Regions from separate parts of the Mus musculus genome. Here regions 2, 3, 4 and 5 are each linked to region 1. Evidence: chromatin loops called from intact Hi-C (ENCODE). Cell type or tissue: heart. All regions are shown on one strand. Links, peaks and the distances in the headings refer to the core of each region. The heading gives the core; the rest is flanking DNA.

Evidence for each region. Peaks named below come from ENCODE experiments on the same cell type or tissue, not always from the same donor. Only the 100,000 strongest peaks of a DNase experiment are listed, where the experiment ranks them.
Region 2: it touches region 1 in a loop (3-fold over the local background); 12 of 42 quality-filtered maps call a loop at or near these places.
Region 3: it touches region 1 in a loop (3-fold over the local background); 10 of 42 quality-filtered maps call a loop at or near these places.
Region 4: it touches region 1 in a loop (3-fold over the local background); 14 of 42 quality-filtered maps call a loop at or near these places.
Region 5: a loop joins it to region 1, with 6 times the contacts of the local background. A loop is called at or near these places in 7 of 42 quality-filtered maps.

What each region holds. Positions count from the first base shown.
Region 1 is chr14:65,590,056-65,596,038 of GRCm38, forward strand. Elp3 (elongator acetyltransferase complex subunit 3) reads right to left here and starts at 3,057. Exons shown (of 15, transcript NM_001253812.1): 1 at 2,870-3,057; 2 at 451-550. The coding sequence starts at 2,945. It also overlaps a transcript of Nuggc not described here. In heart, for the core only: no CTCF peak of the experiment used is centred there; a DNase peak (open chromatin) is centred at 3,066; H3K4me3 peaks cover 1,671 bases; H3K27ac peaks cover 1,109 bases.
Region 2 is chr14:65,834,527-65,840,509 of GRCm38, forward strand. Ccdc25 (coiled-coil domain containing 25) reads left to right here and starts at 2,776. Exons shown (of 9, transcript NM_145944.5): 1 at 2,776-2,958; 2 at 5,922-5,969. The coding sequence starts at 2,931. In heart, for the core only: a CTCF peak has its summit at 2,663; DNase peaks (open chromatin) are centred at 2,795 and 3,065; H3K4me3 peaks cover 1,780 bases; H3K27ac peaks cover 1,441 bases.
Region 3 is chr14:65,842,355-65,848,337 of GRCm38, forward strand. Ccdc25 (coiled-coil domain containing 25) reads left to right here. Exons shown (of 9, transcript NM_145944.5): 3 at 3,942-3,981. Among named protein-coding and RNA genes, the nearest start is that of Ccdc25, 8.0 kb to the left of the region's middle. In heart, for the core only: a CTCF peak has its summit at 3,112 (motif pointing right); no DNase peak of the experiment used is centred there.
Region 4 is chr14:65,775,752-65,781,734 of GRCm38, forward strand. No RefSeq gene overlaps it. Among named protein-coding and RNA genes, the nearest start is that of Pbk, 27 kb to the right of the region's middle. In heart, for the core only: a CTCF peak has its summit at 3,332 (motif pointing left); no DNase peak of the experiment used is centred there; H3K27ac peaks cover 1,188 bases.
Region 5 is chr14:66,145,261-66,150,260 of GRCm38, forward strand. Chrna2 (cholinergic receptor, nicotinic, alpha polypeptide 2 (neuronal)) reads left to right here. Exons shown (of 7, transcript NM_144803.2): 5 at 1,146-1,255; 6 at 3,527-4,559. Among named protein-coding and RNA genes, the nearest start is that of Chrna2, 6.8 kb to the left of the region's middle. In heart, for the core only: a CTCF peak has its summit at 2,478 (motif pointing left); DNase peaks (open chromatin) are centred at 831 and 2,451; H3K27ac peaks cover 250 bases; H3K27me3 peaks cover 341 bases.

The DNA of each region.
Region 1 (5,983 bases), core at 1-5,000:
GAAATAAACCTTTTCCTACCCAAGTTGCTTTAGTGTTTCATCAGAGTGGTCATTCTAACTAGGACCCCTTTCCTTCGGTTTCTGTGACCTGCAGTGTACTCCTGACAGTGCCTGGGGTACTGAAAGTGCCAAGGAAGGCCAGAGACAATTAGAGTCAGAGGCTTCAGCACAATTGTGTCACCGTGAAGCATGTGACAAGGCAGGAAACTACAATTCTTAACCACTACACAGAAAACAGGTAGCTTTAGGTCAGTTTGCAGAACAGCCTGGCTCTACTGCCAGGCACAGCGGGGCATGCCAGGAATTCCAGGGCTTGGGAAACTTAGGCAAGAGGAATGTCTTGAATTTGAGGCCAGCTTGGGATACAAAATGAGACCCTGTGTCAGACAGACAGATCAACCCTTACTTAAGGACACGACAGCAAGACTGCCCTTCTATAGATCCACTTACTTATTTAGATCGACGTCTTTCCCCTGCTCATGAGCTTCAACCAGCTGCTTGATAACGTCTCCTATAGTCAGCATCATCAGCTCAGCCGGGCTGAGGTCCCCTGCAGAGAACATTTCAACCACAGAGTCTCATCATTCAGTCTCTTTAACAATTATTTATTTGTACATGCAACGAAATTTTAAGTGTGTCAGTCAGGAGCCTCTTGAGTGTTGAGATTACAGTACGTACTAGCTGGCCTGGCCTATCTAAGGGTCTAGCTGCATTTCTAAGCTACTGTCTGCTGACCTGCATGATCCTGTCTTGGCAGCCTGCTCTCTCATCCACAGACACAGGAGATGCTGGCACGATTGCCACATCATCCTACTGTCAATCACAAATGACTCATCCAAGCATAAGCAACCCATCCAAGCCAGAAAAATCTCAGCTCTTTTTGTCAAGGGTCAGGAGAGCCCATCTTTTACCAGCTGACAACAGTGGTGCGCTGTGTTAGCTTGGGTGATGGCAGCAAACACGCCTCCTGCCTGCTGGTGTGAAAAAGAAAGAAGTCATCATAGGAGTGTGGATAAGAACACCATGGAAGTCACCCATTTGAAACTCACAATGACACTGTAAAGTTGGTATTGTCGTCCTATTTTATACATGTAAAACTGGATCAAAGCAAGTTCAGATGTCATTGTAAAGGGCAGGGTTAGATCTCAGGTTCAGGTCTTTTTACCATATTGTGCACTGTGTACTCCACCAACTTAATGAGGCAAAGCTAATACATATCAAACAATGAGAGAGAAGTCTATGGATAGCCAAAGACTAGTGATTTCCCAGCATTCTCAGTTCTACAAAGGTGCCTCAGAGGCTATGTAACAGAGGTGGACTTGGGGTACGGGATGAGCACAGAAGATGAGATATCACCCTGTCAACTTGCATATCTATACATCTCCATCTATTTGGGTGAGTGTGTGTGTGTGTGCATGCATGCGTGTGTGCGCATACACATGCATATGTATTAAGACCACTGCAACTCTGTTTTCTTCTTTCTACATTAAAAACTTCTGCATAAGACTTCATCTAGAGAGTAAGAGGCTGGGCTAACAAAAATAAAAGATCTGAATACTACTTGGGCAAACCAGTAAGAAGTATTTCATGGAGGAAAGAGAATTAGCATCATTAAAGAAAGGTCAGGGTGTAAACCAAGGAACAACAAGAAGGAACAAGGCTAGGCATAAGAACTACCTATTCTGGTGAAAGGAGATCTATCTAACTTGACCACAGGTTGCCTGAGCAGGGTTCAGTAAGTAGACAGTACACTGGCCACTAGGCAAAGGCATTAAACGTAACAGAAAAAAATTATACATTCTCAACTCTGTAACTTAAGAAAAAAAAAGTAGTTTTTTTAAAAGAGAGATTACCAATATAACAAATATGTCAGAAAGCTAAAAAAAGAAAGATACAATCAATGTAGATGATAAACAAAAGCCAGATCTACACACATGAAAACTTCAGTTTGAATCCCTGCTCCCATGTTCGAAGCTAGGCCACATTCATGCCCGTAACGTGGGGACCATGGAGGAGTGGGCAAGGGAGACGGGCTGGCTGGGGCTTGCTGATTGCCAGCCTAGGAATAAACACGTTACAGTAAAGTAAGATCAAACGGATCTAGTGCATGTTGTGTTTGATGTGACAAGTATATAGAACATGTCTAGAAGGGCAGTTCCAGTTAGTGCCAAGAGCGGTGACCAATACCGCACTGACTTTTCATTTGATGCTTCCGATGTCACAGGCAGCTCCTCACACTAAGTATAAACTTTGACTGGAAAAGTTAACCAAACCTCAGCTTTTTCGAGCATGAAATGACAACACGTCTTCAAAATGACTGGGAAAGGCTCAATACCCAGCTATTATTGTGACATCCAACAGTAATATTATCAGACCAACTCTTCAAGGGCAGTACAGAGTTAAGAATGGAATCTATTGCAAAAAAAAAAAAAAGATTTAAAAAAAAATGACTTCATCCTGTTGAAAAAAAAACCAAAAACTGCACAGTTACTCCAGACTACTCCGGAGGTAAAATAAATGCAAGTAAGTCACGTAAAGCTATTGCACAAACTGCACAATCTCTACCTTAAGGAGGCCTTTCCTACTTTAAGATTTAAAAAACAAAAACAAAAAACAAAAACACCTTAAATAAACACGTCCAGTAAATTACCGCAAATTAACCTGCAACTCAACACCTATCTCCTCTGAAAGTTATCTTGGAATAGCAGTACCGTTTACCCATCTACACAAAAAACAACAAGTAGTCTCTTCCAAAGGGGAAGAGAGAAGGGGGCTGTTTTACAAAGGACAGATAGGAAGGGAGGCCCGCCAACCGGGGTCCCGCGGGCCCAGACCAAGCAGTAATTCCCATGGAAAATTGAGCTTCAACCTGTGATCTCAGAGAATCCACTTCCTCCCTTGCGCCCTTGTCCCACGTATTTTGCACCTTTCCTCTTTTGCCTCATCTCTGCGCTGGCGTAGCAATATGCCACCACGTTACCGCGGTTTAGAAGGCGGAGAAACTTAGCAGCCGTAAAGCCGCCCGGGACTGTCGTGAAAACACAGCGACTGTACCATAAAGCTCTTCCCAGAAGGCGGAGCGCGGAGCCCCGCCCTGTCTAGGTGGCAGCTCCCAGCTCTCTGAGACTGGGAGGGGATGTGCACAGTGATTTAGTGGGGCATTGGAGAATTCCTGGGGACCAGAAAGGTGGATCTGGGAAGTAACGATAGTACAGTTTAGACGCTTCTCCAAGAAGCTGGGACGAAAGTGAATTGTAACCAGAGTTCCTTAAGCAAAAGCCTGGCCTTTGACAACTTCTGCAAGAGGGGCTGGGCCACTTGTCGCTAGTATAGCCAACAATGTTGACATAAAGGAGACCAGATTCGCCCTCCCACTGACACCCGGGGTGTTGACATACCTTTTTTTTTTTTTTTTTTTTTTTTTTTTTTAAGTTATGGAAGAATTGAGGGCAGGAGACAAGAGGTATGTTTAAACAGTCCTGGGTTAAGATGTGGTCTGGTTGATCATTATCTCAGTTCTGGTTTTCAAGGTGGTCAAAGTCTTTATCGCTGCATCCCTTCCGGAGATCCATTTAGCTCCTACAAGGTGAGATCATTCAGTGCTCCAAGGTGCAGCCCTGACGAATAATAGTCCTTATATAGGCAGGAGTCTAGCCTTTGAGACTTTGTTTTCTCTGGACTCAAGGTGACTTGTAGGTTTAGGACGATTAATCTTTGTACCTTCAGCCAAAATAAAGGAGACAGGCACAAAATGAAGACAGATACCAGACCTTTATCTTGCACTTAGTTGCTTGTCTAAGTGCCTATTTCAAGAATCTTGGAAGTGAGTAGCCCTTGTGTGGGGACTTGGGAGCTCAGATACACCACACATAGAGATGGGATAGAAATCCCACATACCATGAACATTAAACCTTCAGTGTGATAACGCTAAGTTCTGATTTCCCTAAAAGACAGCAAACAAGAAGCAAGTATCAGTTTGATCTTTCAGGCTTTGCAGCCTAGAGGATTCCTGGGTCTCTGATTTTTCTTGATGACAATCTTGAAAACACTAGGTGAGACACCATGTACAAAATTTTGCAACATCTGGAGATGGGACTTGGAATAACTTTTTCTTGAAACCCTTCCATGACCTCCTTTGTGTATGGACCAAAGATTAAGAATCCTTGATATTAATAAAGAATGGAAGGTGTGATGTTTCAAGTTTCTTATTACCCAGTAGAGTTGAGGTAGCTCTGACTTGGTTGTCACCACTACACTGAAACTGTCCTGGTCAAGACTTTGAGATTTTTCAGTGTACCAAATTATCTTAATACCACCCTCTTGTCAACAAAACTAACTTCCCTGAAAATATTTTTTTAGATAAGGGCCCCCCACTCTAGAATTTTCAATCATTATTATTATTTCAGTCTCTTATAGATATCTCTGTCTCACTTCAAGCTAATAATGGTCTTATTGATCCTGTCTCTTTCTAGCGATTCTGGAGTTCCATGGTCTTTAAATATCATCTTTCTACTCTCAGATTTATAGTTCAACCTCCGCTTCTTCCCTATTTGACATCTCGGTAGATTTTGATGTCGAATGTGTATCTCGGAATCAACACATAAGACAGAAATCCTCTGTGGCCCTGTGCTGGTTGGTCTTATGTCAACTTGACACATAGACGAGAGCTATCTGGAGGGAGGGTAACTCAATTGAGAAAAGACAGTCATAAAATCTGAGTGTAAGGCATTTTCTTAAGTAGAGATTGAAGTCGGAGGGCCCAGTCCATTGTGGGAGGTGCCTTCTGGGGATGGGGATGGTCCTGGGTTCTATAAGAAAGCAGGCTGAACAAGCCAGGGGCTTCTACATCAGCTCCTGCCTCCAGGTTCCTTCTCTGAGTTTCTGCTCTGGCTTCCTTCAGTAATGAACTATGATGTGGAAGCCAAATAAGCCCTTTCCTCTCCAAGTTTCTATTGGTCATGGTGTTTTGTCTCAGTGACAGAAAAAAAAAAAATACTGCCAAAGCAGACTACAATGTCATCAAAGTTTGGGAACCACTAAGTAAGGCAAGAGATTAAGGTGTCTCAAATCAGGATGGAAAGCCATGGAAGTGCTAAGACTTGTTCAGATTCTGAAATTTTTTTTTTTATGATTTCCACAAATCTTCCACTCAGTGTGGGAAAAACAAAAGAGACCTTGACACTCAGTATGAGATCTCAGCTTTTGGATTAAGGAAGGGGAATAATGTAGTTGTTGTTATCTGATATGAAGTGTGTGTGTGTGGGGGGGGCTGGCTTTGGATCTGATGAGTGGCAAACTGTGAGAGGTGTGCTTGAGGTCCCAGTTGAGAGCTTTAGGTGTATGGTGGAGTTTAAAGTTGTGAAACAGGGTAAAAGAAGTAAAGAATCTCCCATGATTATCAGATCAGAGACAAGACTAATAACTAGCAAGAAAACTGGCCAGACATCTGGGGTGTGGGGAGAAAACCAGCAGAGAGTGGGAGACCTAGAAGCCAAGAGAAATATGTTAAGAAGCAGAGAGTTATCAACTGTGTCACATACTGTAGATGAGTCAAGGAAGATGAAGATTGTATTGATCAGGAGCCTTGGGAGACCTTGATGAGAACAGTTTGGGGGAAGAAGAAGAGACCCAGCTCCATTGGAGTAGGTTTATGTAATCACCAATCTTGGTTATCAACTTGACACAGTTGGAAGAAATTCAACTGAAGAATTGTTTCTATCATATTGGCCTGTGGGGCATTTTCTTGATTGCTAACTGATGGAGGGGGACCTAGCTCGACTGCATGGTACCATCTCTAAGCAGATGGGCCTGGCTGTATAAGAAAGATAACTGACTATGAACCTGGGAGCAAGCCAGTCGACAGCATCCCTTCGCTGTTTCTACTTTACTTCCTGCTTGAACTCCTGCCCTGACTTTTCTCAATTCTGGACTGTGGTCTAAAAGTGTAAGCCAAAGAAACCCTTTCCTCCTGAAGTTGCTTTTT
Region 2 (5,983 bases), core at 525-5,524, 240 kb after region 1:
AATTCCCTGGATCAAGTTTAGACAGTTATAGGTCACCAAATGTGGATACAAGGAATTGACCTCAGGTCCTCTGCAAGAGTAGTCTGTGTTCTTAATAGCTGAGCCCAATCTCTTGAGCTGGATCCTTTACATGTTTTATTTCACGTACTCCTTACACAACCTATGAAGTTTGTATTATCATTCCTCATTTACAGAAAATGAAAACGAAGGCCTGAACACAATCACTATTTACAGGGAAGGCCTGTGGCACTCCAACTCCAATCAAGTGTCTTTTGGCAAGCAGAAATGTTCTTAAAACACTCACAGGCTTTTAAGGAGTTATTAGTGTCTAGAAGTCTCAGACAAATGTTGAAAGGAAATAAAACTTGAGACCTGTGAGTCACGTAATGTATGTCAAATAGCCCAAAGAGTTGTTTGTGAGCTTTGAAACCTGGGGCTGAGAACATAGCAGAACAGACCAGGACATGCCTGGGCAGGCCCATCGCCTCCCTATCTCCCACCCCTCTGACTTAAGTTAAATGTTAACAGGCTGCTGATGTTTAAATGGACCAATCATGTGAAACTGCGCCAATTCCTCCCCCAGTCCCACTCCTTTTCTATAAAAACCCCTAGCTTCCAAGCCACTGTCTCCTGTGTGAGATACCGGAGCTCCGCCATTAAAATACCCGTGTTGTTACATCAAGGTGTTGTGTTCTATTCGTGATTCTTGGGTGCACGCTGAATTGGGAGCTGAGTCGGGGTTTCCCCACTAGGTTCTTTCTTTTTTTTTTTCCATTTTTTATTAGGTATTTAGCTCATTTACATTTCCAATGCTATACCAAAAGTCCCCCATACCCACCCACCCCCACTCCCCTACCCACCCACTCCCCCTTTTTGGCCCTGGCGTTCCCCTGTACTGGGGCATATAAAGTTTGCGTGTCAACTAGGTTCTTTCAATGTCTAGTTCTAAATAAGTCTAAGCGATGGATGTCCTTCTTCATAGAACAAAGCTGGCTGGAATGAATTGACAAATGGCTAACATATTATTGGCTATTTGCAGGAATCATGAGTGAGTCAGCTACTCTTTTACAAGGTAGAATAAGGTTTCTACTAGGCAATGGTAGAACAGTATGTTTTGTTGAGGAAGATGTCTTTGAATCGGAGGCCTCACTACTTCAAACTCTGCTACAACTCTGCCTCCTGTTGTAATAGGGCCCAGACCTTAACAGAACTGACTCCATGATGAAAGTGTCATTCAGGCTATAAAACTCAGCACATAGACCTGTCAAAATGAAAACAAAGATCTAATCCATCAGAGTCCATAGTTCTGGGAAAGTCTCTAAATGCACTAAGCTTGCTTTCTGACTTCTGTAGTTCTTGTTAACTGAGGAATGTCAACCCAGAACATGTTTTTTTGTGTGTTTAAAAGCTCACCCTGAGGAAAGACTGAGAAAATGTTGCACTGGGATCCCAAACATCCAGTGTAGTATCCGGCCAACTAAAAAAGACTTTCTATTGGTTTAAACCCATGTTGGAGCAGTCTTCTCTGGTGGATAGCCTACAACATTGACCAGCACCAGGAAACCCAGAATGATAGTGGGTTTTGTAAAGTGAAAGAATTAGAACAATAGTGGAAACTGCTTAGTGGGAGACTCTGGCTAGTTTCTTCTTTTGAGAGAGTTAAAGCCAAAGAGGGGACATTTTTACCATCAGGTTCTACTTGCCTAGAATTTCCTGCTCTATGAAAGACTAGGCTCTCCAGGGACGGTAAAACTCCTTTTCTGTAGCCCTTTTGTGTGGTCTGACTTTTGGAGCTTGTTGGAGGGATACAGCCCGAAATGGACTCTCATATTTTTTCTTTATCAGAAATAAGAAAAACTTCCAAGTCAAACCTAGGAAGGCTGTGGAATTTTGTAAATTTATAGCAAGAGGTTCTGAACTTCAGAAGTTTGGTATTTGTTCAGTCTTGTAGGTAATAAGGAGCAGACATTAGATTTAAAGGAACAAAAAATAGCCCTACTCGGAATCCCAAAAAAGGAGAGTGTCTCTGGGTAGTAACAGTAACAATTCATTTGAGAACCTTCTGTCCTCGATGCAATTTAGTTCATTGTTTGACTGGGCAAGACAGTGCAGCATTTCTTCCATCTTGTATTCTTGCTGAGGCCATCTCAGGCTTAGATAGGGTTTGATGAACATTACCTAACTCTATTCTGACTAGTTTGGTCAAGTCAACAAACAAAAAACACAACAAAACCCTCACCTATGTCAAGTAATGGGAGAATGAGTTTATTTAAAAATTGGTTCTTGGGGCTGGTTAGATGGCTCAGTGGGTAAGAAAGAGCACTGACTGCTCTTCCGAAGGCCCGGAGTTCAAAACCCAGCAACCACATGGTGGCTCACTATCGTCCGTAATGAGATCTGATGTCCTCTTCTGGTGTGTCTAAAGACAGCTACAGTGTACTTACGTATAATAATAAATAAATCTTTTAAAAAAATTGGTTCTTACTGAGTGCCTCCTGAGGAAATGGTTACAGGGACCCTTAACCATGCATGAAAAAGGCAGTTTCTGCACGCATGGAGCCCATATTGGGTTGAGTGGGAAGACATAAAAAGCGATGACCAACTCTCGTGTCCACTTAGTAGAGCCTCTGAAAATAAAGTCTGCCCTTAGTATTTTTTCTTTATGACTTCAAACAAGATGTATTTCCCCAGCTAATTTCTTTCAACCAGACGCTTGAGCGGAATCCTCAAAATCCCCGGGACACCTGCTCTTCCGCCAACACCCTTCCCTTCGCCAGGACTAAAGATGGCGCTGACAGGACGGCGTTGTGACGCGACGGCACGTCCGCCGGAAGTGTCCTGAGGAGAGCCTGGAAGCCGGCTCACCCTCGCGCCGGCGGTATCTCAAGCTTCGCGTTTTGAGTAGGAGTCGCCACTCTTCTACCAGGATCATGGTGTTCTACTTCACCAGCAGCAGCGGTGAGTGACGCCGGGGCCCCTGCTTCCAAAGCCGGCATTCCCCAGCCGCCGCGCTGGGCTTGGACTTAGTCCTGAACCGCGTCCTTCCGCGGGCACCTCTCCCAGAGCCTTCTGGTTCCCTGCTTGGCCGTCCCCTCGGCTGCCTGGTCGTCCCCTGGCCCCGGTGGTCGCGGCGGGAATGCGCCCCCGCTTTCTTTATACCCGGTAATCATTCTCGTCCCCACTTGACAGACCCGCCAACGCTTCCTGGACGTGTGTGCGTTCCAGCCTAGTCCCCCACGTCCCCGTCGCAAGCCTTTGCCCTAGCGTTCTGCCCGCACCTTGGAGCGATGCTTGACCAGTGCGACAGGTGCCAGCAGATGTCTCCTGCAGGAAGAGTAGCTTGCCCTCCTACGCAGGGAGGGCCTGGGGTGCCGCGGAGAGCAATCGGAGGGCTGGAATGTTAGTACAGCCCCTCCCTGGGCAGAGGTGATGGTCCAGTGGACGTCTGCTAAGGCTACTGGGTTGGTTTTGGAAGGCCAGAAAGAGCTGTTTCGGTTTCCAGGAAATGCCGCGTCAACTTAGTTTCTCTGCCCATATTGTCCAGAATCAATTTCTAATTTTAAACTCTCACCCCATTAAAATAGCGCTTGCCTTTTTGAAGACACTGTGTGAGACCCAGTTTCCTCGTCAAGATAAAATATGCATTTCTTTCTGGACCCCCCTTAACATTCCTTTAGGACTGCTCTCATGTGGTATTAAAAGGTGTCTGCTTGAGCTACCGGGCAGGTCTCTTGAGGGGCAGTCTGTCTTGTCTCCTTAGCATAGTGCCCTACTTACACAGTTGGCTGCTGTGTTGATTTTTGCCCCTTCTTGAGACAGTGAGTGGCTCAGGTTGCTTCAAACATAGACTCTCCTGCCTGAAGGCTCCCTGACGTTGGCATTACTTTCTAGGTCCCCAGATCTGGAGTTATTGTTTGGTGGTTTTGTCTCTTAGTACTTTTTAGTTTGTTTATTTTTGAGACAGGATCTCATTATGTAGCCCTTGGCTGGCCTAGAACTCACAGTGTAGATCAGGCTGGCTTTGAATTCATGCTACCCTCTGCTCTGCCTCCCCAGTGCCGGGATTAAAGGCATGTACTACCTAGCCTTTCATGATACTTTTAACTGAAGCATTATTTTGTGAAGCGTCCTTCAGTGTGAGGTGTTTGTTTGTTTTTCTTTTTTGTAGCCATGCTACTTCTAAAAATTATTTTATGTCTGTAGGTATTTTTCCTACATGCGCATCTACATACTACTTGTGTGCCTAGTGCCTATCAAGGCCAGAAGAGGATGATAGATCCCCTGGAACTGGAGTGACAGACAGTTGTTTGAGTTAGAGTGTTTGTCTAGTATTCCTGAAGTCTGGGGTTTGATCTCTAATACCACAGAAACTGAGTATGTGGTCCACTCCTGGAATCCTGTGATCCAGGAGGTGGGGGCAGAAACTCCCTGGCCTTCTAAATGTATGGTCCCTTGGTCCCTCCCTCCACCCCTCCTCTCTCTCTCTCTCTCTCTCTCTCTCTCTCTCTCTCTCTCTCTCTTGCATTTTTCGAGACAGGGTTTCTCTGTGTAGCCCTGGCTGTCTTGGAACTCACTCTATAGATATAGACCAGGCTGGCCTCGAACTCAGAAATCCGCTTGCCTCTGCCTCCCGAGTGCTGGGATTAAAGGCGTGCGCCACCACCGCCCAGCGAATGTATGGTCTCTTAACTTTTATTTGTTTTTTGTTTTTTGTCAGTCTCAGATAGACCAGACTGCCCTAAGCCAGCCTCCGTAGCTAAGGACAGCATGAATTCCAGACCCTTCTCCCACTCAAATGCTGGGACTATAGGCATACAACACCATCACTGCCCTGTGTGTGTTCTGCTCAGGGGTACAGACTCTCCAGCCAACTCTGTTTCTATCTACCAGGTCTTGTGCTTTGTAGACTGAACACCATCTCACAAATTTAGCTCCATTTAGGGTCCAGCAAGTTTTGGTAGGGTGTGTACCTAGTTCTTTCAGTCCTAATCTTGTACTTTAGAATCAAGATTAAGGAAAGCTTTCTAAGCAACAAAATGCTCATTACTTCAATGTAAAAACTAGGATTTAGCTTGTTTGAGGTAGCTGGAGGGCGTTAGAGCCAGTGTTTGGAGAAGTTTGAGAACTGTGGTTCCCCTGAGTGGAACAGGGCATCCACCATCGTAGCACAATGAGATATAAGCAATGCCAGCTAGCTAAGTTTTAAGAATACATTATATTCATTACATATACTATGCACACACACATAGACACACGTTTTTATATAGTTGTTTTGAGACAGGGTTTCTTTGTGTAGCCCTGGCTGTCCTGGAACGCACTCTGTAAACCTGGCTGACCTCAAACTCAGAGATCCACCTGCCTCTGTCTCCCATGTGTAGGGATCTGTTTTTAAATGTTTGTAGAAGAGATTGTTGTTCATTATGGGGAATGGTTGTTGTTGTTGTCATTATTGTCATTATCGTTGAAGAAGGCAAAAGTATAGGGCTGAGCTGGAAATTGCCATTAAACTTTATCCCTTAAGAGAAATTTAAAAATAGAGATATTTTCTTGAAAAGGAGGAAAGCAACTATTCAGCAGTAAGCATTGCTAAGCATCATCTTTGGGGACAAGTTACTGTTTTACGCTCAGTAAGACTTAATGAGTTCGAGGCCAGCCTGGTCTACAGAGTGAGTTCCAGGACAGCCAGGGCTACACAGAGAAACCCTGTCTCGAAAAATTAGAAAAAAAAAAAAAAAAAAAAAAAAAAAAAAAGACTTATGCAGTCTATAGTTTAGTCTTGGCCTGCTGCTATCAGTCATTTAAAAGGATACATCTTATGCTTAACTCAGAGGATGCATAAGAGCAGGTAGGTGAGCCAGGTATGGCCCATGGCCATGCAATGGGTCCCCACTAATTGTCTTTTTATTTTTGTTTTATTTTAGTTAATTCATCTACTTACACTATTTACATGGGAAAGGATAAATATGAAAGTAAGTTTACAAAA
Region 3 (5,983 bases), core at 460-5,459, 250 kb after region 1:
TCCCATGGTACTGGCATCTGCAATACACTGGGATCTTCTGCTGCGACTAGGCTTGACCAGTAGCCTCTCATAGGCTCTCTTCATGGTGCCAAGCTTCAAATCCTTTGCATGACTCTTTCAGTCCTGGGCATCAACTGCAACTGAGGCTGCACCTTTACCAGTGGCCTTCCGTGGCCTCTCACAGTGCTAAGCCTCAGCTGCTGTTCATGACCCCTTTCATGCCTTTAAAACCACTACCACTTGGGTGACTCTTACCCATTACCAAGTACAGCTGCAGCACAATGTACAACCTTGGCTCTCTCTGGAACACAGTTTCTTTGTGCTTTCAGAAAACACTTCCCAGAAGATTTCAGCTCAGGATGCTGGTCTCTTAATCACTGCTAATTTCTTAGCTTCAGCTAACCAGCATCAATTGTCCCAGTAGTCCCTTCTGTTTTTCCAGCCAGAGTCACATGGCTGAAGCTGCCATGTTCTACTCCCTGCTGGGGCTGGAACATGCTCCCACCCCACCCCACCCCCTTATTCTGTTACAACTCCCTCACTGCCTAAGTGTGGCTTTCCTGGAACTTGCTCTATAGATTGACCTTGAACTCAGAGATCTTCATGGATCTGTCTCCTGTAATGTTGGGATTAAAGGCTTGTACCACCACGACTGGATTTAAGCTTTTCTTCTAGAACATGCTTTGTCCCAGGCTGGCCTTGCACTGTTTGGTTTTGTCTTCTGGGATTAAAGGTGTGTACCAAGATGCTTGGATCTAAATTTAGCTGGATGGGATCTTGCCCTGAAATCCCTTAATCTGTTATCTCCTAGAACACAGGATTTAGCTCCATTTCACTTCTTTTGCCCCTTTAATACTCGAACCATATATTTTATATTTTTCCTTCTATGCTTGCTATGCTTGTTCAGAACACTCTTCATGAGACTGAACCAGAGATCAAGTCTCTGCTGGGCTTTTTTTTTTTGAGGGTTCCATTGTCAATGCAATTAATATAAATATCTTTACCTTAGACTCAGGTAGACTCTTCAGACAAGGGCAAAAAGCAGCCACATTCTTCATCAAAATACCACAAAAACACTCTCTAGGCCACATACTGAAATTCTTCTCCACTGAACCCTCTTGGGCCAGGTCTGCACAGTTCAAATCCATCTCAGCAACAAAGTGTTTCATATTCTTACTAGGAGAGTCCATTAAGCCTCATTTAAAGCATTCCACTGCTTTCCCCAAGTCCACATTCCTCCAGACAAAAGCATGGTCAGGCCTACCACAGCAATACCCTAGTCCCTGGTAACAACTTCTGTCTTAGGGCTTTACTGCTGTGAACAGACACCATGACCAAAGCAAGTCTTATAAAGGACAACATTTAATTGGGTTAGCTTACAGGTTCAGAGGTTCAGTCCATTATCATCAAGGTGTGAGTAGGGCAGCACCTAGGAAGGCATGGTGCAGGCAACGTTGAGAGTTTTACATCTTCATCTGAAGGCAGCTAGTGGAATACTGGCTTCCACTAGCAGTATTCCTGGCAGCTTGGACTAGAGTATTAAAGCCCACACTCAGTGACATACCTACTTCAGCAAGGCTGTACCTCTCAACAGCACCACTCTCTGGGCCAAGCATACAAACCATCACACAGTGCCCACCCCATAGGAGCACTCTTAGCTGGTGGGTAGAATCCCTGGAACTTCTTAAGCTCCCAGATACCACTCCCCACCTTGCTTCTCTGGGAACATTCCCCGGGGTCCGTCTGAGAGCTAGCTGGTCACACTGTTGTCTGTGTGTAATCTTTTGATATTCCTTATCTGCTTTTCCCATTTCTTTCTAAAACTATCACAATCTAGTTTGGTACAGCTTGACATTGACAACAGTTAGAATTTGATAGTTTATATGCATTAAAAGAGACACACATACCATCTTCAGTAAGAGATTCTTAACAGTAATGATATAAACAAGTCCAAAATGGGTGCTATAAAGCAGAACTGGTAAGATCAAGACTGCCATTATGAAGTGAGAAACAACAAATCACAGCAAGATAGAGTAGCCCACACTTTGAAGCAGTCTTTCATTGTAATGGGTGTATGGCGTTGACTTAGGTGTGACCTAATGGTAAGTCATCCATGTTATACTAATACTTAAGTTTTAGTTTCTCCTTGTAGCCCATGATAACACTGGTCCTGGAGAAAAGGAGGCTGTTTCATGTTCTACACTGAATAGTAAGCCACTGCTACAAGAGCCATAGTTACTTAGAATGGATATGAAAGCAGATGCCAAGGCTGCCAAATGTGGTTTTCTTTCTACTACATCACAGTGGAAGAGCATGAGACCACAGCCACTGGGAAGCACTTAGAGCCAGGCTGCTTCCTGAGTGATGCAGGTTTTGCACACTATAACTGGGCGGGTGTGTGGGGGGGGGGGGGCGGGGGGGAGCTTTACATATTTCTTAAAGGCCGGCGCTGTTCTGGTTCACATGGGTGGACTAGTGGTGCTTCTGACATTTCCGCCTGTCTCTGTTTTCCTTCTGTGGTTGTCTCCTCTTTATGGAGGGAGGCCTCATTCCAGCCTCTGTTAGGAAGATGTAGGTGGCGGTTTTGCTGCATTCTGGCATCCAGACACAAAAAGTAGCATGTACTGACTTTGTTGTGAACCTAAAACTGCTCTGAAATATAAAACCTGTTTTAAAATGTGGACAAAATGCAGTTGTTACCACATTACATACTAGCACATGCTGTAGGAGGGGCGGTTTGAGGCACTGAGTTGAGAAGCCTTCACATTTGTGGTAGAATTTATGCCTAGAGACACACCCCTAGATGCAGAGTCCATTTGTGAGTCTAGACGTCTAGAGCCCTCTGGTGTTTTGTGCCATTGTGTCTGTATATATGGAACACTTGCCCATCAGGAGACTTAGAGTTGAATGGAGTTGTCAGCCCCTCCAAATTAGCCTTATATGAAAGGAAGCTGCATTTTAAAGTCCCCTTTTGGAAATATTCTTGGCTTCACCCATTTATTTCCAGTAGCCAGGCAGTTTCCAAGTAAGCTCCACACTGGATACAACATAAATGGAATTTTTAAGTAGTGTATTTGCCGAACTCTTGGCAGGTCTGTTCTCTTCATAGCCAGCAGGTGGCCTCAGCCATTCATAGCACACTTACCATTAGTTTCACCATTAGTATTTTCTTTTACTTTTTTTGGTGATTTGTTCAGTTTCCCACTTTCCATAGTAAATTTCTAATGTCTAGCAGAAAGCTTCCGGTGTCAGCTAGTGCCAACAGTGTCCTCTCCAAAGGGTTGTGTATAGCTTAGCCCTAAGGCTGTCCTTTCTTAGGTACGTTTAAAGCCATCACATCGGAATCACATGCTTTCCTCGCAGTTGTTAATTGACTTTACCTTTAATGGCTTACCTGCCACGTATAACTTAAAATATCAGATCATACAGTACACACACACAGTCGTTCCCCACCCTCAGAAGCTTGTTCCTCTTCATCCCTCCCAAGGCTTGAGATCCACTCCCTACCTCCCAGAGTAATTCCTTCTCACTCTTTCACATCTGTCTGCTGCTGCTTCATCTCATTCGTGATCTTTCCTTTCCTTTTAGACTTTGTTTGAAATATCCTTAAGTATATCCTCTGTATATCTTTATCTTTTTAAGTATCAATATCTTAAGTATATTGTCTGACTGTAAAAGCTGTATTCTTTCTTTTTTTGTCAAGCTTCCAAGTCCCCACCACTGTTTTCTTCATCAAGGAAGAGAGAGAGAGAGAAAGAGAGAGAAAGAGAGAGAGAGAGAGAGAGAGAGAGAGAGAGAGAGAATGAGAGAGAGAGAGAATATGTTTGTGTGTGTAGAGGGGTGATAGTATTTTTTTCCCCTTACCAACATAAAAATCCTGGTGTATTTCCACTTAGCAACTTTCTTAGTTTCTTTTTTCCTCCTCTTGTATTTTATTGTAGATGAAGATCTGATAAAGTATGGCTGGCCTGAAGATATTTGGTAAGTAGCAAATATCTGTTTCATTTAGATTTCAGACTTGGAGATCTATCTACCTGCTGCCTATAATTTAAACACATTGCCTCCATGCTGTTTTCGTTCATGGGGTTTCTGAGTGAATAGCCGCTGTGCCCTTCAGTGTTCACTCTGACCAAAGAGAAGGGTGCGGGCGGGCTCCTAACTCAGCTTCTTACTACGGTCTTGTCCATGTTCATTCTCCAGTGCTTATTCTCTGTCCTGGAACCCAGTCTTACCACTTCAGTGGCTATCATGCTTCCTGGCTAAGTTCTCAGTGTATTTGGGGATGATGGCAATAATGTACATGTTTCAAGTACTTAACTGCCAAGTGTCAATACATTTAATCTCACAACAGCCTCTGCAGTGTTGCTACCATGTCCACCTTTCAGATGAGGAACAGAATAGGTCTGCTCTGGTTATTATTGGCCCAGCCCAGGCTCTCACAGGCCCAGCTCAGCTTCTAAATGTTGAGGTTGATTTTCCCTCACCTTAGGGCACCATTCTTCCCTGTTCAGTTCCCTGCTCCCCGCTCCCCCCTCCCTGCCCCAGGCCCATTGCTGTAACTGTCTACAGACCTTTTCTCCAGCTGTGAGCTCCCCAGCCCACTGATTTCCTTACAGTACTGTGAGGTTGGACGGCCACTTTTCAGAAGAGCTGGTTCCGTTTTCAGTAAGGTGGATGGCCTTGAGTAGGCTACTATCTCGGACTTTTATCTACTTGGTTATAAAGGGCTCTAGTTCATGGCTCCAATGGGCATGTTCTCCTGTCATTCTGATGTCCGAGTTGAAAACCAGTAGGCTTCCAAATGCTGACACCATTGCATACACTAGCAAGATTTTGTTGAAAGGACCCAGATATAGCTGTCTCTTATGAGACTATGCCGGGGCCTAGCAAACACAGAAGTGGATGCTCACAGTCAGCTATTGGATGGATCACAGGGCCCCCAATGGAGGAGCTAGAGAAAGTACCCAAGGAGCTAAAGGGATCTGCAACCCTATAGGTAGAACAACATTATGAACTAACCAGTACCCCGGAGCTCTTGACTCTAGCTGCATATGTATCAAAAGATGGCCTAGTTGGCCATCACTGGAAAGAGAGGCCCATTGGACATGGATACTTTATATGCCCCAGTACAGGGGAATGCCAGGGCCAAAAAGTGGGAGTGGGTGGGTAGGGGAGTGGGTGGGAGGGTATGGGGGACTTTTGGGATAGCATTGGAAATGTAAATGAGGAAAATGCCTAATAAAAAGTATTAAAAAAAAAAAAAAAGAAAACCAGTAGGTGGCAGAAACATGAGGAATTTGAAAGGCACAGTTCCTACCGGCACAGTTCCTAGCTTCTGCACTCAAGTGTACCATCAAGTTAGACTCTGCTTAGGTAGGGCCCCTTCACTCATGTAGGCAGATTGTACTGCTGGGAATTTCTGGCCTTCCTTCAGAAGGCCCTACAACCTCCATAGGACAGTGATTTACCTGTTCTGTGAACAAGAGGTCGTCAGTGTTGGAACATAACAAAAGTTTATGCTTGACTCACTCACTGCCTTCGTAGAAACACACATGCTGAAGGCTTCCTCACCATGAGCGCTTCCTTGTCTCGCCTTTGAATCCCTGTCATCCCCAGCTAAAGCCTCTTTGATGCCAGTGTCTGTACTTCTTGGTGAGGTCGTTACCTCCTCTCTTTATGTCCCCTTTTACTCTTTTCAAGGTAGAGTTTAACTCTATTCCAGGCTTTCCTGGAACTCACTTTCTTGCCTCTGTTTTCCAAGTGCTAGAGCTACAGCTACTATGTTTATCTGTGTTGTATATTAGCCTACAGATTTGACACCTAGCTGCCTAGTAGGAAAGGTTATATATTCAGATACACCTTGAAAGTCAGTTTACCATACCTTTTAAATATTTTTTTAAGTTAAAGAGGTATAATTTCTAGTTTATTTAGACAGATTTCTAATTTAAAACCCACACTAGTAAATTACAGCTTGAGTTTTTTC
Region 4 (5,983 bases), core at 510-5,509, 190 kb after region 1:
GGTCTCTGCTGGTTTTCTGCCACGTCCAGAGACCCAGCAAGGAGAGGAAAGCGACTAGGTCTGGAAAGGAAGGAGTTAAACATTCATAGGTGAGGGCTCACATTTATAAAATTCCTGAATAAGGGGTTCAGCAGATGGCTCAGTAGGTAAAAGTAGGTCCTGCCAAAGCAGGAGGACCCGAGTTCAAATCTCCAGGACCCACGTGAACATCTAGGGTGTGGCCTTGTCTGCTTGAACTCCCAGCACTGTCGGGGGCAGAGGCAGAAATGTTGCTAGGATATACTGGCTGCCAGCCTAGTGCCAGGCTCATGAGAGACCCTGTCTCAGAGGGAAAAAACAGAGAATGATTGGCGGTCTCTGTTCTGAAACTGCCCACTCTATGTGCGCATACAACACCCCACAGCAACTCCCCCCCCCCATACACAGACCAATTTAAAAAAACAGAACAATCTATAGGTTTTTGCTAGCATGCAGATACCTTTGTTGCATGCGAGCATAAGTAAGACGCAAACTTCAACCTAGGCATAACTAGATCGGAGAGTTGGCACTCTCTCAAGTGGGACACTAGGTATTTAATATCTAAGAGAAGAAGGAAGAAGAAAGGGGACAGGAAAAATTCCCCTCTGCACTGGAAAGAAGTATGGTGGTGTGTGGGAACTAGGGATATGATTTGCTCTCCAGGTAAACGTCACCATTTTTGTTGTTGTTGTTGGACCATCACTTTCAAAACCTGGAAGCAACTTCCCAATAGCAGACTCAATGGGCTCATCTTTGGGAATGGTAGTACCTACCTTCTGCGTTACTGCCGAAGAAAATATTAGCAAATAAAGATGGAGGGCTGGCAATGTGGCTCAGCCTGTAAAAGCGCTTGCCTCCCAAACTTGACTGGAGTTCAACCCCCAGATCCCGTGGTGGAAGGAGAGAACCGACTCTCTCAAGTTGTTCTCTGACTTCCAAATGTACACTGTGACATGCACATGTCTACATACACACACACACTAACAATAACAACAACAACAATAATAATAATAAATCATTTTAAGACAAAAATAAAACTGTTAAATCCCTACATGAAACGTCTCAGTCGTGGGTAACTGCAGCTTGGCGCGATTACAGAGCAGAGATTTTATTATAATTAGTGGAGGTCTTTGGGACAATAGAAAGATTATGGAATGTTGAAAGGAAAATTCCTGTGACCAATTACATTTAGCAAAATTAGTGTGAGCAAGAAAAACCAAACAAAAGTAAGCAAAAGAAAACGCAAAAGCCAAAAAAAAAAAAAAAAAAAAATGGTTAAAGAATCAGGCTGCTTCCAAAACCGGAGCAGATTCTGAGAGCTCCAACCAACAACATAATCTGACGTTTATAGAAAATGGAACTGTGAGAGACAATTTAATTGGTTACAGCTTAATTAGATAATTGGCTACAGAGCCTCCTGCAATGAACTAAATAAAGGCCAGCTACTGTGATTAAATTCCATATTGGCTTGACTGTTGGGCTTAGTCCAAATCAGTGTCTCCTATAAAGTTTTATTTGACAGGAATATGGGATCGAAGGACCGAGATTCCGATCTTGGTTCCACAAACTCGTGGATGAAGAAGGGCTTCCAGCCATTGTTACAAATGAATGTATCCTAGGCACCTTTAGTTATGAGGTCATTTGAAAGTGGCTTACAAACTCTGAAGCAGCACTTGAATAATAGTTTGGATAACAGGGAAGATTCTGGGCTATGGGAGAGGTAATCTTTTTTATAAGTGTGGGGAATTGGTGTTCAATAAAGAATAACACAGGGGCTGGAGGGATGGCTCAGTGGTTAAGAGCACTCCTGTTCTTGTAGAGGACCCAGGTTCAGTTCCCAGCACCCACATGTTGGCTCACAGCCATCTGCAATTACTGGTCCAAAGAGTCTGGCACCCTCTTCTGGTCTTGAGTCCCAGGCACACCCATAAGGCAGTCCAAACACCCACACACATAAAATAAAATGAATATGTAAAGAAATATAAACTATAGTGCGACAGATACCGTCACGAATATTCTAGGTGAAGAACGGGTTGTATTTCAGTAGATGTCATTATTACAGTGGGAACATCCAGCATAATTTTGTCTAAACTTGGAACATAAATAAAAGGAGGGGCTGGGTGTGTCATCCTGTTGCGACAGTGCCCTCCAGCAAGCAAAGCACTGTAGGTGGAGGGTGAATACCACCAGTCCCTAGGAGGAGGAGTCTGGAGCATCAGAATGTTAGCATTCCCTCTAGGCTCCGCCCCACAGTTACCTGGCAACACCCAGGTATGCCTGACTCACTATAAAAGGAGCTGTTTTCCCCCTCTTCTCTATCTTACTTTCTCATTCTATTCTCTTACTCACTTACCCTCTCTATCCCGTCTCTCCCCATCCCCCTCCCCACACTCTCTCCACATGTTCCTCCTCTCTCTCTCTCTCTTCTCCCTCTCTCTCTCTCTTCCCTCACTCTTTCCCTTCCTCCCCCCCCTCTTTCGCTCTCCCCCCACCTTATGCCCTAAATAAACTCTATCCCATGCTCCTCAGGGGGAAGGGATGTCTCAGCATGGGCCCACAGAGGCACCCCCTTCCACCTCACCATACCTTGCTTCTACCAAACATATCCTGGTTCTTTCTTTTTTATAAAACACAACGTTCAGGTCAATTTCAAGTTTATTTTCAGCCAGCCCAGACTTGGTGAGACCCTGTCTTTAAACACACAAACAAAAAGAGAACACTGGATTTTTTTTTTTTTTAAATTATTCCATGTGGGTTGCGCAGAGGCCCTTGGGTTCAACTCTGTTCTAAATTGGCAGGCACTTAAATGTCTGCAGTGTGGGTGGTTTTAAATAAACATGTTGGTGGAGCACTAACTGCTCTTCCAGAGATCCTGAGTTCAATTCCCAGCAACCACAGGTGGCTCACAACCATCTTTAACAGGATCCAATGCCCTCTTCTGATATGTCTGAAGATGGTGATAGTGTGCTCACATACATAAAATAAATAAACCTTTGGGAACTGGAGAGGTGGCTCAGCAGTCAAGAGCACTGACTGCTCTCCCAGAGGGCCTGAGTACAATTCTCAGCATCCACATGGTGGCTCACAATCATCTGTAATAGGATCTGATGCCCTCTTCTGGTGTTTCTGAAGAGAGTGACAGTGTACATTTAAAAAATAAATATATCTTATTAAAGAAAACACGTTGGGGCTCAGTTCTCTGCAGTTTCACAGGGCATCAGGTCAGAAAACTGAAAAGAATTATCTGAAAAGCTGGGAGCAAATCAAACTTCAAGTTTACCCCTGCTTCAACATGTCTGCTGTCAGCTCTCTGGTGACATCTACAGGCAGACAAGAGAAACTACTCCAAGAAGTCTAGAGTCAACCTCAAATTTTGAAGTCAGGTCTTTTTTTTTTTTTTTTTTTTTTTTTTTTTTTTTTTTTGGTTTTTCGAGACAGGGTTTCTCTGTGTAGCCCTGTGTCCTGGAACTCACTCTATATACCAGGCTGGGCCTCAAACTCAGCAATCCACCTGCCTCTGCTTCCCAAGTGCTGGGATTAAAGGCGTGTGCCACCACTGCCAGACTTGAAGCCAGGTCTTAAGTATATGAAGATCACCATACTGTCTCATCAGTAAGACTGGGTCAAACCTGGTTGTGGTGAATCTCTGAGGAATTCCTGGCTGCTGCTGCTGTTTGCCCATGGCCATCTGAGGAGGAGCCAGGCTCAGCAAGCCCTGCAGCTCATGGCTGTCAGAGGTAGAAAGGATACTAGATAGAGTCAGGAAGGATACTAGAGGTCTATCACTCGGCCTCCTTGTTTTATAGGTGGGAAAGCTGCAAACAGAGGAGCAGAGACTGAGCAAGTGCATTCAGTGTTTCATTTCCTAAGCTTTATGGCTTTGACTGTAATAGAGAACCATGAGTGCCCAGGAAGGCGTTCAAAGAACGTCAGAGTATGAATCCCCCACATATAATACTTTGATATAAGGTCTGTTTCAAGCTGAAAACAATTAAGGAGAAATGTACAGGAGACATCTTTCTACCTTTCCCCTAGAGTGGGGTAGAACTCTGTAAAGTCGTCCCTCCTTCCTTCTCTACCAAATAGGGACTAAATTATCACATGAGATGACCTAAGACCCTTCACAGCCTGGACACCACACTGGGGTATTCTATGCAATGAAGAAGTCTTTATGAAGCAGGTAACTGGCTTCCCACATGTTTGCATTTCCACCTTGCACTGTCCCCAATGCTGTCTGTTGTCTGTTGACAATCTCTTTAAGTCTGAATTAGTTCTACTCTATGTCTTTGAGAGTCTGTTTACCTCTGGATTTCTTCTCACAAGTGTAGGAGACATACATGTTAGTACACATCTGTTTGTTTACCTTTTGTAAATCTGTCTTTTGTTATAAGAGACCTAGACAACAGGAAAGAAGGATAAAAAGAACTCCCCCTCCCATCCCATCCCCTTCCCCCTCCCTTCTCCTCCTTCTCCTCCTTCTTCTCCTTCTCCTCCTCCTGTACTTTCTGGCTCATATGTTTAATGGTTGGCCCAGATCTATACTGCTAGACAAGAGAGTGCATGTGAGGTCCAAGCTCCACAGCCAGGAACAAAAGAGGGTTATAAATAGCCAGAGGTTAAAGAGAATCCAAGGAATCAGCAGCAAATAGGGGAAACTGTAGTTACAGGCACACTGGCCACAAGGCAGGCAGACACTGGCAGACACCTGGGTACATACACGGGTAGATGGGCACACAGGTCACAAGATAGGCATACATACCTATACAGGCTAGCTGACAAACACAAAAGGTGGAGGCATTCACCTCCGACATCAAGGCTGCATTTATAGAGAATCACACCAAAGTGGTGTCTGCCATGAACAGGTTTATAAAAGGTCACAGGTTTATAAAAGGGTACACCACTGCTTGCTTTGGGGGATCCTCAGACATTCAGTGTCAGCCATTGCTTTGTATCCCAGATGTCTAGCATTGGCTACATCCAGCCACATCAGAAAGCCATATTAGTGCCATGTTATCTAAACACAAACTAGCCCATATGACCCCCTCTTCCCTTCTGTAAACACCACATCATTGACTCTTTGACAGAATAGTTTGTGAGTCAGAAGCCATCACAGGTTAATTTGATAGCTGGAAGTGTTGGCTATAAAAATGGCGGTTTGTACAATGCCTAATTGTTTTCTTATTTTTGGATGTGCTGTTGACTAAGGAAGCAATCCATTTAAGTTGCTGTGGAAGGTGTTTCTGGCTTCCAAACAGACTTCATAATTTCCAGATGGTAGTGGCCCAGCGTAGACTGCTGGGAAGAGGAGTGGAGGGTGTGGGGCGACAGTGAGTTCTTCTTACTGTTGCACCTGGCTGCAGTAACAGAGAAAAGTAGGTCCCAGACTGTTCCTGCCTGTCACTGACCAAGCGATGATGGGGCTCCTTCAAGCCTGACCCTTTTCACTCCCCAGGATATCTACTTCGGTTCTGTGGACAGCCTGCACTCCGCAGTGGTATAGTTACTCCAAAAGTCATGTGTAGTGGTACAAGCCTTTAATCCCAGCACTCAGGAGACAGGGGCAGGCAGATCATTGCGAGTTGGAGGCCAGCTAAGGACCTGCCTGGGCTACATAGTCTCCAAGCAGGAAACAAACAGTTTCTCCCAGTAACCATGCTGTGGGGAAAAAGAAGAACATTATTGGTTTTTAACTCAAAGACTAAACTATAATAGGTGTAATTGATGCAAGGTTTTGAATGAATTACCTTGAAAAAAGATTAGCTGATGCCATACTTTATAGCTCAGGGACTTGGAATGGATTATCTCCAGACCACAATTAATTGGCAGAATATGGAAAATAAGCACAGACTCCTGGAACTCACAAACATTACCATTTAAAGAAGTGGCTAAGGTATGGGAGCGGGGAATGCAGAAGTGATGCTTGTGTGTGTAATCTGGCATGGGGCAGTGGAAAATTCTCTGCACT
Region 5 (5,000 bases), core at 1-5,000, 560 kb after region 1:
TCTGGATGCGTGATAGCTACTTGGGTCAGGGGCTGCTCTGAGCCAATTGCTTCTGCTATTGCTTATTCTGGAGTCATTGGAGGGTCTGAGCCTCATCTCTATGGATGAACCAATGGGAACCAGAGTGAGGGGGAAGCTTTAAAAGGTGTGTGCAGTCATGTCATGGGGGGTGGTGTGGTCCTAGATCCTCGATCACCACGATTGTCCTGGTCACTCATGCCAGGGTTGTGGAGGAGGAGAGGAAAGGGCACAGTGGTGGAACCAGGCCTTCTGCAGCTGCCCAGGACTAGCCTGAAATGCTGGAGAAGTTATTAACCCTCTGGAAGCTCCTTTCTCCCCATCTGTGAAGGGGTGGCTCATCTGTCTTAGACCTATGGCCGTCAGATGCCCCCATTTGATGTAAGTGTCCCCAAATATATGAACCTGAAATCCTAAAGGATATACCAGAGAGGGAATAAGAGCTCGGTATTGGGAACTAAAGGGTAAAGCTCCGTTTCATACAGTGCTTGCCTGGGTTTGACTCCCCAACACCGCAGGCACTGGGCATGGGGCTCATGAACTCCATCCAGAGCCTGGGAAGAGGGGCTGAGAAGAAGCAAATGTTTAAGGTCGTTTTTTACCTTTACAGTAAGTTGGAGGCCAGCTTGTGCATGAAACAAACAAATAAACAATAACAAAATCTGGTTTTAAAATGCACTTGGACCTGCTCTGGTGGAACACAGTTGGGACCTAGAGCATCCTCTTCCTGCTGGGACTCCCTGGATCAGGAGGTCTCCAGAGCATAGTTGGAAGGTCATGGGTAACTCTCCTGGCTGTCTCTGGCAAGCCCTGCCTGGAGAAGGAGTGACTGCATAACAGATTCACTAAGTGGGGAGCATCAGAACAAGGGCCAGAGGCACAGCTAGAGGGCCAAGTGTGCTGGCACTGGCTGCCTGGGATTTTCACTACCAGAGTCGGAACAAAATGGGCTGCTTATCAGAAATGGTTTGCCCTATTCCCATAGCAGCCTTTTCCTCGTGCCATAGACTCTGTGGATTCTGTGGGGGCTAGGAGAGGGACACAGGGGTGCTACAGTCCCACAGCTCCTCAGATCACCTAAAGGTCCCGGTGGGGCAGTGCTCTGATGTGACCACTCCCCTGAGCAGGAATGGAATGACTACAAGCTGCGCTGGGACCCGGCTGAGTTTGGCAACATCACCTCCCTCCGCGTCCCCTCAGAGATGATCTGGATCCCAGACATTGTTCTCTACAACAAGTAAGAAGCCAGTTACTAATTAAAGTGCATCTGGGAGGGGAGAGAACTAGGCGAGCAAGAGCTCTTGCTGGGCTAGCAAGAAAATCTGTTTGAATCCTCAGTGGTCACATAAAAGCTGGGAGTGGTACTCTGGCTCGCTCTGTCTGTCTGTCTGTCTGTCTGTCTGTCTGTCTGTTTCTGTGAGTGTGTGTGTGTATGAGAGAGAGAGAGAGAGAGAGAGAGAGAGAGCACTTTAGCACTGGGGATAGGGGAGACAGGTAGATCCTAGAAGTTCACTGACCAGTCAGTTTAGCCAGACAAGCCTTCGATTCTTGAGGACCTGTCTCAAGAAGTAAAGATGGAGCATGGTCAAGGAAAGATACTTGATGGCAGCCTTAGGCCTATACACACTCAAATATGCACAAGCACTACCCACACATGTGCACACACCACACACATACACACATTTATTCACACATGTGTGCCAGCACACACTCTCTCTCTAATACATACATACATACATACACACATACACAAACATGCATGCATATATATACACAGACACATACTCATGTGCACTGGCATCTCTCTCTCTCTCTCTCTCTCCCTCTCTCACACACACACACACACACACACACACACACACACACACACTTTCTCATAAAAGAAACTAAAACTTATTCTTTCCTTTTTGGCTTGGGTAAGGTTTCACAGAGAAATCCAGACGTTAATACTTAAATGATGGCAGTGTCTCTTGCTAACATTTTCTAAAGCAGGTCTCTGGGGGACACTGCTACCTTCTTGAGATATGAATAGGCATGGAAGGTTCTTGGTGGTGGTGTGTGTGGGGGGGGGGGGGTTGGCATGTGACATAATTTTGGATAGCATAGTCACCCCCTGGTGGTCTAAGCCTTAAACACCTGTTGTTTGCTTCTGCAGGAGTCATATGCCCCGAGTTCCCCAGGCCCCATCTCTGTGCCCTGAGGTGGCACCTAGGATCCTTCCAGTTTCTGGTTCTCTCTGACAGATCAGGAACAAAGTCCCAGCAGCAGATTTATCTGAGTTTTTAAATTGTCAATAAGACAGCTGGTTGCTAATACCTGATTGCATCAAGTTCTTCTGGTAGGACAAAGGCTAGTCAGAACAGCTGCATTTAAGGGGTGTGTGAACGACACCCTCCTGCAGGTTAATAGGCAAAGGGTCAGTGAAGTCACATGGCCTCTTCCCCCGAATGGGGGCCTGCTGCCATCTAGTGGTAGTTATGTGAAATGACCGAAATTATCACTACCGGTTTGGGTTGAATGTAGGAATTGGGGGTGGAGTTTAAAGACTATTTCTACCCAGGGAAACCCAGAGTCCTATGGAGTCCTGCCTGCCGATTTCTTCCTTGTTCTTGTGAGGCTTCCTGTTTTTATGCTCTTGTCTCACCTCCCAGGTCAAGAACTAATTAAGCTTTCACAGTAATCCTGTTGAGCCCAGCCAGAAGTCCCTCCTGATCTCAGAAGCATTCCAAATGCCCAGTTGCATGGTGATGTCATGTGACTATATTTCATTTCCATGTGGTTCCCCAAGGGCAGGAACCACATCTCACATCCCTCAGGTACAGGCCCTGGTAGATGAAACTGGCCCCAAATACTGTGCTAAATGCACAGAGTACAGGGAGTTTCCTCACCAGCCAAAATGTTAGTCTCGTCTGGAAAGGAACGAAAAAGATCTGGGTACAAGATCTAGGATCCTCCTCCTCTGGAACTGAGTTCCCATTTAATCGTGAGGGAGATCAAAACACTCAAAAACCTTTACTCTAGTCAGGTATGGTGGAGAATACCTGTTATTCCAGAACTCAAGATACTGAGGCAGGAGGATCACAAGTTTAAATCCAGCCAGCAAGTTGGGGGCCAGCTGGGGCCACATAGTAAGATCCCTGTCTCATAAAACAACCACAAAAACTTCAACATACTAAATGGATAATAACAGGATCAGACTATAAATGTCCCATGATTTGAAATATGAAAAATTAAGGAATAGTCTTTATGACAGTCAGATATATAATTATGACATCAAAATGGCAATCGTGGTTTTTTTTTTTTTTAGTTTATTTAAATTTTTTACTTCTGCAATTAAAACACTGGTATTTGAAAAGGCAACTCAGATACGTCTGTCTGTAGGAGAGATTTATCTTGCCCTTGCTTGGATGACTCTACTTAGCCAGTCAATAGTGAGTTTGTTTACTCAGTTGCCCTGCTTCACGGAAGAGGCAGATATGCAGGATCCCAGCTTGTCTCCTCTTCCCAGTGCAGACGGGGAGTTTGCGGTGACCCACATGACCAAGGCCCACCTCTTCTTCACGGGCACTGTGCACTGGGTGCCCCCAGCCATCTACAAGAGCTCCTGCAGCATCGACGTGACTTTCTTCCCCTTCGACCAGCAGAACTGCAAGATGAAGTTTGGCTCCTGGACATACGACAAGGCCAAGATCGACCTGGAGCAGATGGAGCGGACGGTGGACCTGAAGGACTACTGGGAGAGCGGCGAGTGGGCCATTATCAACGCCACCGGAACCTATAACAGCAAGAAGTACGACTGCTGCGCGGAGATCTACCCCGACGTCACCTACTACTTCGTTATCCGCCGGCTGCCGCTGTTCTACACCATCAACCTCATTATCCCGTGCCTGCTCATCTCCTGCCTCACCGTGCTCGTGTTCTACTTGCCCTCTGAGTGTGGAGAGAAGATCACGCTGTGCATCTCGGTGCTGCTCTCCCTCACTGTCTTCCTGCTGCTCATCACAGAAATTATCCCATCCACCTCACTGGTCATCCCACTCATCGGCGAGTACCTGCTCTTCACCATGATCTTCGTCACCCTCTCTATTGTGATCACAGTCTTCGTGCTCAATGTCCACCACCGTTCCCCTAGCACGCACAACATGCCCAACTGGGTGAGGGTGGCCCTGCTAGGCCGGGTGCCCCGGTGGCTGATGATGAATCGGCCCCTGCCGCCCATGGAGCTCCATGGCTCTCCAGGTCTGAAGCTCAGCCCCACTTATCATTGGCTGGAGACCAACATGGATGCTGAAGAAAGGGAGGAGACAGAGGAAGAGGAGGAGGAGGAAGAAGATGAAAACATATGTATGTGTGCAGGCCTCCCAGACTCTTCCATGGGTGTCCTCTATGGCCATGGCAGCCTGCATCTGAGGGCCATGGGGCCTGAGGCCAAGACTCCATCCCAGGCTAGTGAGATCCTGCTGTCACCTCAAATACAGAAAGCACTAGAAGGTGTACACTACATTGCTGACCACCTGAGGTCTGAGGATGCTGACTCTTCGGTGAGTTGGGATGAGGAAAGCCCCTCCCCACCCCGTGGGTGACTCTGCCAGCTTAGCAGGGAAAAATCCAAGCCCAGGGCATGCCCTTGGGCAACCCTTTCCCTTCTTCTTGTAAGGACCAGTCACCCTCAGTCATGTCCAAAGAGTCTGGACTTGATCATGAAAGGGAAACACTAGCTAGAAGTCCTCTGGTTACTTCCTGGCCGATGGCAGAATACCACAGGGTCCATCCCCCTCTCTTCAACCTAAGTGGGGGAGAGTGAGGAAATTGGGGAGCTCAGATGCTGGTCTCCATCTGCTTTGTCTTTGTCTGGGCAGTCCCTCTATGAGAGGGGCGGGGTGGGGCGGGGCAGGGCAGGGAGATAGACTGCTCTGAGAAGGTACAGAAACCAAATACAAACGCATCCACTCAGTGCATGGCTGGCCGCTGCACTACCCTGT